2 separate regions of the Homo sapiens genome follow, and region 2 is linked to region 1. Evidence: chromatin loops called from intact Hi-C (ENCODE). Cell type or tissue: endothelial cell of umbilical vein. All regions are shown on one strand. Region 1 overlaps SSBP2 (single stranded DNA binding protein 2). Region 2 overlaps SSBP2 (single stranded DNA binding protein 2).

Evidence for each region. Hi-C counts contacts between places; a loop is a spot of excess contacts. Peaks named below come from ENCODE experiments on the same cell type or tissue, not always from the same donor. Only the 100,000 strongest peaks of a DNase experiment are listed, where the experiment ranks them.
Region 2: it touches region 1 in a loop (8-fold over the local background); 2 of 110 quality-filtered maps call a loop at or near these places.

What each region holds. Positions count from the first base shown.
Region 1 is chr5:81,551,805-81,556,804 of GRCh38, reverse strand. The region is part of intron 4 of SSBP2 (single stranded DNA binding protein 2); the gene reads left to right. Among named protein-coding and RNA genes, the nearest start is that of ACOT12, 160 kb to the right of the region's middle. In endothelial cell of umbilical vein, no CTCF peak of the experiment used is centred here; DNase peaks (open chromatin) are centred at 2,834 and 3,724; H3K27ac peaks cover 2,738 bases.
Region 2 is chr5:81,427,240-81,432,239 of GRCh38, reverse strand. It overlaps SSBP2 (single stranded DNA binding protein 2), which reads left to right. Exons shown (of 17, transcript NM_001256732.3): 16 at 3,557-3,655. Among named protein-coding and RNA genes, the nearest start is that of ACOT12, 36 kb to the right of the region's middle. In endothelial cell of umbilical vein, no CTCF peak of the experiment used is centred here; a DNase peak (open chromatin) is centred at 3,119; H3K27ac peaks cover 1,483 bases.

The DNA.
Region 1 (5,000 bases):
TGCCTGAGAAAATGCATAGCTAATAAGCGAACAGAATCAGGATTTGAACTCATGCAATTTGACAATAGAATTTGTGCTCTTAACTAGTATATCATGCTGTCTTTTAAGCAAGGCAAGGGATGAAAATGATGTTTGGATTTAACGATAAGGATTTCATGAAAAGGCAGTAGGGAATAGGATCCATAGTAAAAGTAAATAAAGGACCCTAGGAGGAGAAAGACCTCTATCATTGTCACAGTATGGAAGGAGCAGAGCATGGATGTGCATGCATATAAACTTGTAGGTTTCCTGCTAATCACAACTCCTTCAATATCAATTTCTCTTTCATGGATTCGAAACAGGGACTAAAATTGTCTGTGTTAGCAAGTTACTCCTCATTTAACTTCAACTTTTCTTGGCAATAGGGGAGAGGGAAGAGACTCCTTCTTTCTTTGCTATTGAAATATAGGTTTCTAAGATACTGAGCTGAGAAAGTCTTTCTGGTACCCGTAAAACATGGAGAATTTTTAACTGCTTTTGAAGATTCACATTGGCAACGACCACTGGAAATGAACATAGTCCTTGATATTGTGTGTTGGGGTAAATCTGTATTGGTAGGAAAAGGTCACTATATAAAGATAATATATAAAGATAATAAATGAAACTTTCTGCAGGGGTGATAGTAATTATGATATGCAATATCTCTTTATAAGCAATTGTCTAGAATATGGGCCAGCAAACTCCTGCCAATTTTTGTAAATAAAGTTTTATTTGGAACATAGCCATGCCCATTCTTGACGTACGTCTGTGGCTGCTTTTGCACTAGAATATCAGATCTAAATGGCTGCAGCAGAGACTATAAGGCCTGCAAAGCCTAATATATTTACTATCTGCTCATTTTCAGGAAAAGTTTGCTGATCTCTTTTCTAGAATAATAAAGCAGTAAAAACTTGGAAAAATGTTTTGAGAAAAAGAGAAAAATACCAAAAATGTGGAGACTCAGAGAACTAGAAGATATTAAGAATATATTTTTAATAGAAAATCACTTTACAAACTGATACAGATTGTACATTGATCTCATTTTTATCTAAATGATTTACATAAAATGTTAACAGCAATTGTTATATTTGATTTTTATTTTCTTACTGGTTCTATGTGTTTTCTGATTTTTGTACAATGAACATATATTATTGTGTTAGTAATAAAACTGACTACTAGTAGACCAGGGTGACAACATAGAAGCCCAAGCTAATTAGAATGTGAAGACAATGTGGCAGGGTCAGGCAAAGATGAGGCATCCTGGAAGATGTATAAGGAAAATGCTCAAGTTGCCAAAGAAGTTGGAGAAATATTTTTGATAATGCCACTAAGGACACATTTGGTGTCTTTAATTTCTTATATTTAACCACAATTTACATGGGCTAATATATGAGTAGTCCCTGAAAATGACTTTCCATAAAAAACAACCAAAATGAGTTATATAAATTATAAATCACATTTAGGAACATTTGTAAATGTTCCTTATTTCCTAAGATACAGATTTTTATTAGTTTATACAGATGTTCTTAGTTTTGTGACTTACTGATAATGTTTTATATTAGTGATTTATTTTTAATTAGAAAAATTAAATTTATTTTGCTATAAATAAAGTCTGTACTTTATTATAGAAGTGGAGGACCTTGTTTTGTAAGAAATCACAATTATTTCTTTAAACAAGGCAAAGAAATTTTATTTGGTCAAAAATAATCAGAAATTACAGAAAGCAATATTGAGTGAAGTACTGTTATTAACCAGATGAAACTTAAAGTAGTTTTACTGTGGTATTCTACTGCAACATCTGCACGGTGGCACTACCCAGATGCTCACTATAAAGTTCAATGGCTCCTGACAAGCATTAAGTTCCTTTCAGTGGCTGTACTATGTTAGGAGTCATTGAAACAGAAGAGAAATCAGATTTTACCAAAGTTTATCTCTTAAGTCAACACATTTTTATTTAAATTATCATCATGAATGGTATTTATTATCTCTATAATGACCAAATCAGTTGTTGAGAGCTATCTTAGTATAAAAGCTTAGGATACAAATTACTGGCTTGCCCATAAACTGTCATGCAAAACAAACAAACCAAAGCAAATAACAATTCTAAACCTCTTTTTCTATTTGTCCTTTAAATATAAGTCAAAAAGGCTAGTGGTTTATTAGCTATAACTAAAATATAATTTGTAGGAGGAATTTTTATGTAACCATTGTTAAAAACAAATTAATTCAATAGAGAATGAGCCTCAGAGCAAGAATATATGTGGATATACATAGTGTTTTTATGTGAAATATAAAATTTGAGCCTTTGTGTTAATTAAATATATAATTATTATCTAAAATTAAATAAATATAATTATATATTTAAAATTGTACATACTTGTGCATTATTTTATTCAGCCATTCCACTAACTAGTATGACCATGAATAATGAAATGGTTTTGAATGAAAGAATGTCAGTAATAGGCATATTTACAAGAAATTTCATGTTAATTAAATCCATTATGTTACAGAATTTTTTAAGGAGAAGTGGTAGAAGTCCCACTTATGATTGTTTGACAATGGACTAAAAAAGTCTACACATTGTTGGGACCAAGCATCACTGGCCATAGATGTGTCAGATGTCCTAATGGATCTTATTTATATCTAATTTTTATTATTCAAGTTGATTTTAATCATAATGTAGACCGGAATCTGTTTTTGTTACTTATGCAAGCACTCTCTTTTTTTAAAATTAATGGATTTCTCATTTATTCAGGAAGTCTCTAATGGCATTTGGGGGAGGGGAAGTTTATTAGTTCCTTCCTGAGTAATGCAGTTTTTATTTCTTGTTGAAACTGTGGTCTCAGCCAAAAATCAGTGTTGGGTGGAAGAAAGTATTAATAAAAAAGGGTAGGAGAGAAGGAGGGAAAGAAAGCAGGAAAGGATAAAGGTAGGAAAGGATGGTAAGAAAAGAAGAGAAAGCAAAAAAGGAAAACAAGAAAGTTAACTATACAAACATTTAGTTCACTTGTATAAAAAGTAAATACATTGTAAATTGTTCTGCTGAAACAACAACATCCTGTCCTTATCTCACTTCTACACCCTGCTGCCTCTATTTCCTGCTGCCCTGATGATGATATTTTATTTATATATAAATATATGAAGCAATATGTATATTTTGATGATGTTTGTTACTGAATTTCTAAGTAATTGAAACATAAAGGAGAATTATTCTGGTTATAAATTTTTCTGAGTTTTTATATGATTACTGGAAAATAGCTAGCCATTTCTATAACTTTATAAGTTTACTTCAGTAATGATATTTTTCTGATGCTATGAGTTAAGAAAATGTCCAGCCCAAGTCTGGGGTTTAGGGAGTAGCTAGTATGTAGTGTGTGGAGAGGTGCAGGGTGGAGTGTATCACAATCCTGCTATTTCCCTTATAAAATAAACTTGTTTCTGAAAGATTCTTATATTTTTAGAATTGATCTCTCAGCCTTTGTAATTTTTATAAATATTTAACTTGTCTAGAGAAAATAAAACATAAAAGGTAGTTACAGAGAGTAGGGTCACAAGTGAAAGAATAGGTTTTGCATGTACATTTCGTGTTGGCTCTACTTAACCTTACAATCCATATTGAGGAAGGTAAATTCAATATTGCTGTTAATCAAATCACTGAGCTTAAGTGACTCACCCAAGGCCTCATGGACAATGGACAATTGTTAGGGTTGAATGAGAATTCATACCTCCTCTTCCGATTCTCAGCAGTCATGGAGTCTCATTATCATCCTCATTTCCTGAACTGCTACTGTGCTGGAAGTACTCCTGACAGTTTGTATCCTCCCTCAGAAGCTGTGACCTATTTTTAATGTTGCTTTTTCAGGTAAAGAGATAATATTACATGCTGTGTAATATTATCCATTGCTGTATAAATGGATGAAGAAGAATTTATAAATTCCAGACCTACTTAGCATTTTCATGCTCTTTATAATTACTAAAAGTCTATCACTATTTGAGTCACAGGTTAACTTAAAAAAATTAAAGAATCCAAAACTGTATTTTTGTTCTACCAATTCCTCTTCACATGCACACCTTTACATTATTTTCTGTAAATCCTGTTTTACTTTGGGTTTTTTTTTTTCTTCTTTCTTTTTTCTTTTTTTTTTTTAAGAGACATAGTCTTGCTCTGTTGCCCAGGCTGGAGTGCAGTGGTGTGATCTCAGCTCACTGCATCCTCTGCCTCCTGGGTTCAAGTGAGTCTTGTGCCTCAGCCTCCCAAGTAGGTGGGATTATGGGCATGTGTCGTCACACCTGGCTAATTTTTGTATTTTAGTAGAGACAGGGTTTTACCATGTTGGTCAGGCTGGTCTCAAACTCCTGTCCTCAAGTGATCCACCCACCTGGGCCTCCCAAAATTTTGGGATCACCAGACATGAGCCACCGTGCCCGGCCTTTACTTTGTTTTGACTGTAAATTTCTGGTTTCTTAATACAGTTTCCGATGATAATTAAATATTAGGTTCACTCTACTTCTTAACTATAGATATTTATTCTAAATACATATTATATGAACCCAGCTATGTCATATGGATTTGAGAACTAGCATTAAACATACTTTTAGGCTCTTGTTTGCTTATTTATCTCTCTATACAAGAATTAGCACAAATATTCATATACTCACTAACCAAGATAATGTTATTAATTTTATGCTACAAAACAAAATAAGCCATATCCAATATTTTCCTAATGTCAAGTGAATGTAACTAAAAAAGGAATGTAAGTGAGATCACAGTGTGTGAAGTGTGAGTTGATACACTGATACCTTTTATGATTCAATTAAATGTTTTCTGAAAATAGCCTCTTCAAATTCTTAGAAATTTCCTAAGAAATGTACAATAAGCATCAAAATGTGTAATTACTTTAGATCTATTTAATAGTTGTCAACATTTTAAAATAATAGTCTTGTAGATATTTTTTAAGTACCAGGACAATGACATAAAAATA
Region 2 (5,000 bases), 120 kb after region 1:
AGATGACTAGAGATCTACACCATCATCTCATGTGTGCTGACCTGAGTTCTAGCTCATTTGTGCCCACTGGGAGAATGACTGACAGTTTGTTCTTTGAGGGAGCTAGCAGAGTCAAAACAACACTCTAGAAAACTCACTATTGGCAGCCTGTGAGAAAGCAATTCAAAATCCACTACTTAGAATAATGTCATTATTATTTTATTCTAATTACAGGCAGAGCCACAGTTTCTATAAATGTTCACTTTTTTAATTTGAAAATGGAAAAATTTAAAATTTTAAAAAGTTTTAAAAGGTTTGAAACAATTTTTGAGGATGGGAGAAGGGATAATAACTTACTAATTAAGAGAAGATATGAGCTGGGCACAGTGGTCCACACGTGTAATCCTAGCACTTTGGGAGGCCAAGTGAGGAGGATTGCTTGAGTCCAGGAATTCATGACCAGCCTGAGCAACATAGTGAGATCTCATCTCTGCAGAACATTTTAAAAATTAGCCAGATGTGGTAGCACACATCTGTAGTCCTAGCTACCCAGGAGGCTTTGGCAGAAGCATCACTTGAGCCCAAGAGTCCAAGGCTGCAATGAGCTGTGATCTCACCACTGTATTCCAGCCTAGGTGACAGATACCATGTCTCAAAAAAAAAAAGAGAGAAGAAGATATGTAATACCTGCTAGAAGAAATCAGACCAGGAAGTCCAACAGGGTTAAACATGGCAGCCAGAGGAAATTGTGTTTGTGGTGTATTATGTGTGTGTGCATATATGTGTGTGTGTATATATATATGTATATAAATATTCATGTGTGACATCATAGCTTAAGAGAATTTCCAACTTGAAGAAATGATAAGTGAGAATGTAATAAAATTTCTTGAAGTTGGTATCAGTATAATCCTAACCATATTTTTTCAAGCAAAACTCTTAAAGTAGGGAATAAAGTACATATTCATTGAAATAACTGTAACCGATGGGCCTAATGTATCTAAAAGTAATCTTGTACTCTTTTGTGCTGAAGCAAGTAGAGTGCCTTTTTGACCAACCTAAGTCCTTTTTATACATCATATTCTTGCCTTATTGATGAAACCTACTGGACATAATACACAAATACAGCTACAGTTAAATGAAGCATACACACAATTCATTACCACCTACCCTCATTACCTGTTCTGGGATGGTTTTTGGTACCGCTATCTTAGCTGTCCCTCAGATGCCAATATTGAATATGCCCTTTAGCCCATATCATCATGTCACTCAGCGATTACGGACAGCACAATTTTCTTAAGATTTCCCATTGAGGAGCTTCTGTTGTTTTCCAATTTTGCAGAGATTACTCTAGTTAAAAACAAACCAAAAAAACCCAATTGTCCTATCACTTCAGGCTTTTCAAATACGGTCCAGTAGGCTGAATAGGAATAGGTTTCAGAGATCTGATTTTATCTCAGTTTTGTATGTTGAATGTATCCTTTCAATCTTCCTGTTAGTGTCCTTAAATACCCGTCCCCACCACACATACACACACACACAGAAGAGTATAATGCTGAGCCACCATGCTATGAAGAGGTTGCATGTAAAACAGAAATAATAACACTGGAAGTATTTTGTGTGTATTTAAACATTAGCAATGCAATGTTACTTTCAAATTGTAAGTATTTAAAAATCAATATTTTGAGTTAGGAATCAGGTTTGAAGTTAGCCAGACTTTCAGAATTATAAATCAAGAAATGATATATGGCAAATGTGCAGCAAAGATTTAAAGCACCCTAACTGAGTCTGAGATACGCTGCTTCTCTCATGGTACCTTATATACCACAGGGGGTATGAATGTTACACAAGAATAAGAGGGTTCATTTTACTCTTTTGTTTGACTGTGTGAAATATGCAGCTTCCAACTGCATCCTTGAATTTTCTTATATATGTGTGTATATATTAGATTGTATTTTATTCTAGTATTACCAATTTCTCCATTATATATAAAGTGACAGAAATCCAAAAGAATTTATAAATTATAAGTAAATCTTACAATATTTTTTATAAATTCATTTTCCTTTTTGAGCTAAGTCAGCATTATCATTCCTGTTTTCAAGGTACAGTTTATTTAACCTAATAACTTTAATAATTAATGAATTCTAAAATAATGCAGTTAGTTAAATTTTACTTAATTTTTTTCCCAGGAAATCAAGATATTCAGATTCATTTCAAAGTATAGTTGCTTTTCTATATACTTGGATAACTAACATTTTTCAGAGAAAAATTTGTCAAAAAAAATAGAATCCTCTTTATGCTATTAAAGTATATTTCCCAAGTCCTTGGGGTTTCTTGACACAGAGAGCTCCAATGGACTTCAGAGGATCCTTGTTCTCAGATCCTCCCTGCGGGGTGCACAGCAAGACAAGACACAGTGTATTTCTACCAGCTCATCTATCTATCTCTGCTTTACATTTTAACCATTTTCTTCTGGGAATAACTCATTCATGAAATGTTAATTTTTATGATACAAGTTGTTGTAGTTAAGACAAAATTCTCTGAGCAATTTTCTTTAAAAAAAAATCTAAAAACTAATTCCAAAACAATGTAAATAGGAATGGCTTAGGAAAAAGTAAGCCAGTAAGTAAGTAAGTTATTTCTTCCATTTGAAATAACAACTAAAAAATGTTTAACTCTGAAGTTTTTTTTTACAAGTTAATGAATTGGACCTTCAAAGAATTACAGTTATACTACTGTATAAACATGGTTTATAGTCCAATGTCATTCTACATTTCCTATTGATGTGGAGTATCAGGTATCCTGCCATGGCTAAAATTGTGCGGTAATAATGAGACTAGCAAATTTAAATAGAATATGAAGCAACGCACTGCTAACTTGGTGTTCGATTAGATTGCTAATAACAGTCATTTTATCTTCCAAGGAAAGTTCCAAAGTAAATCTACTCTTAAACTAATGATAGGAAAATATTCTAAAGCAGTTTTCTTTTGAGCCTCCTTTTCCTCTAAGAGTACATAATAAATTCTCAAGTCCTAAGGTGTCTCTTGTTCTTAAGTACAGTTGTTAGCTATCTTTCTTTTTTCCTTAAAGTTCATGTAAAAATGGTTGAAATAGTGTTATCTGTATACTGCATGTAGAATTAAAAGGAAATGTTTATTAAAACAGTGACCTTTCAAAGTTTGGTTAGTGAAATGACTAAGGGAGTTATTGTTCCATCTTGCCTTATCAGTGGGTAGGATCTCTTCATCATGCCCCTGCTGGGAATGTTTTAAACTCTCCAGTGTTTTAGGAACTCTATAAGCTGAGGGTGGGAAATTGAATAAATATTGATTCTGAAGCTAAGAAAATAGTTGTGGTAGGTTATTGGGGGTTTTTTTATTTTTTTTTAAATTTTCATTTGGGAAGGCATTAGTACTTGTCAAAGTGCAAAGAATGAAATAGAATACATGGTAGAAGTCTAAGATTAAAATTAGAAGTATGCTTTGTCCTTAGGGATGCTGTTTCAATATTCGAAACAGTACAGTGCAAGAGGGAAATTAAAATTTTCAACAATGCCTTGTTTTCTAAATCTTGTTTACAGAATTCTCCCAATAATATGAGCCTGAGTAATCAACCGGGCACTCCAAGGGATGATGGCGAAATGGGGGGAAATTTCTTAAATCCTTTTCAGAGTGAGAGTGTAAGTATTCCCTTGACTATATTATACTCAAATTTTATTTCTGAAGCTCTTCTGCTAGAATAAATGCATAAAGCCACTTTTACTGCTGTTTATCTAGAGTTCAACAGGTTTATCTTTTAGATAAGAGAAACTTTAAGTGGAATATCTTTGAAAATAATTTTTAAAACAAACTTTTTCTTTTTTATTCTGTGTACATAGTTAGAAAAACCATAATAATAGTTTTCTCATTGAGAACCTCCACTGTAAAGGAACAAACTGGAAACAGGTTGCCTATTTGATACTTTTTATAAGTTTTCATGCTACTAAAATGTCTCAGGTTGCTGCAAAACTAGGTGTGTTTCAGTGCTGTCCTCAAAATCTAAAAAGTCTGTTCTTACTTTATATAGTAGACCTCACTGGACTGAAGGCCAAATTGGCGGTCTGTTAACCTGAGCTGAATACCCAAGTCACTGCTTGCGTGTGATTGTACTGTTACACAAAAGTTCATTCCATATCTCCATAGAAGTAGACAGAACCAAAAAGAGAAGCAATAAAATTCATTCATTTAACAAGCAATTACTGAGCACTTACCACATGCCAAGGCAATATGCTAGGTATTGGAGAGACCAAAAAGACAAAATGGTGCCTTTTCTCAAGGAGTTCTATGTAATATAATGATTTTTTACATTAATATTTCACATTAGAAACCCCAATGGAATTTTTTAAAATACAGTTTCCCAGAACTCTCCCTAGACTTAGTGAATCAGAATTTCCAGGAGTGGAGCTGGGCATACTTGAATGTGGAAAAGCTTTGTTGCTGATGCTGGTGTACATTCTCTGCTAAGAACCACTGAACTGGAATGTAGCATAAAAGATTTCAAAACCCAAATGAATTTCATCTTCACAGGATTCATAGCATCCTTAAAATTTCTTACGGAGGACCTACCAAACTGCAGTCAGAATCATGAGAGAGACTACCCTCATTTTGCCCAACTCAGCATTTACCAGAGGTGATACCATCAGAATTTGAAGCACTGGCTAATAGCACGTCTACCTTTATACAGAGTGGCTGTTCCATTCCCAAAACAGAATACAAGATTGAGTGCTCTGTGGATTCTTGTAGTTCTGATATCCACATGGGACCTTTGCAGGGGACAAGACATCCCCTGTTTTTAGAGTTCGTTTCTGTTAAAATTATGCTGATCTGTAGTTTACTTGCAGGCAATATATGATTAGTGAGGACAAATAATTTTTTATGTGTAACAGTTTACAGTTGAAAAAAAAATTTAGCCTGTCAGTGTTAAGGAAAAACATGAGAAGCTACATAATTTAAGTCATAATGCTTAAGATTATGGGAATTATTTTT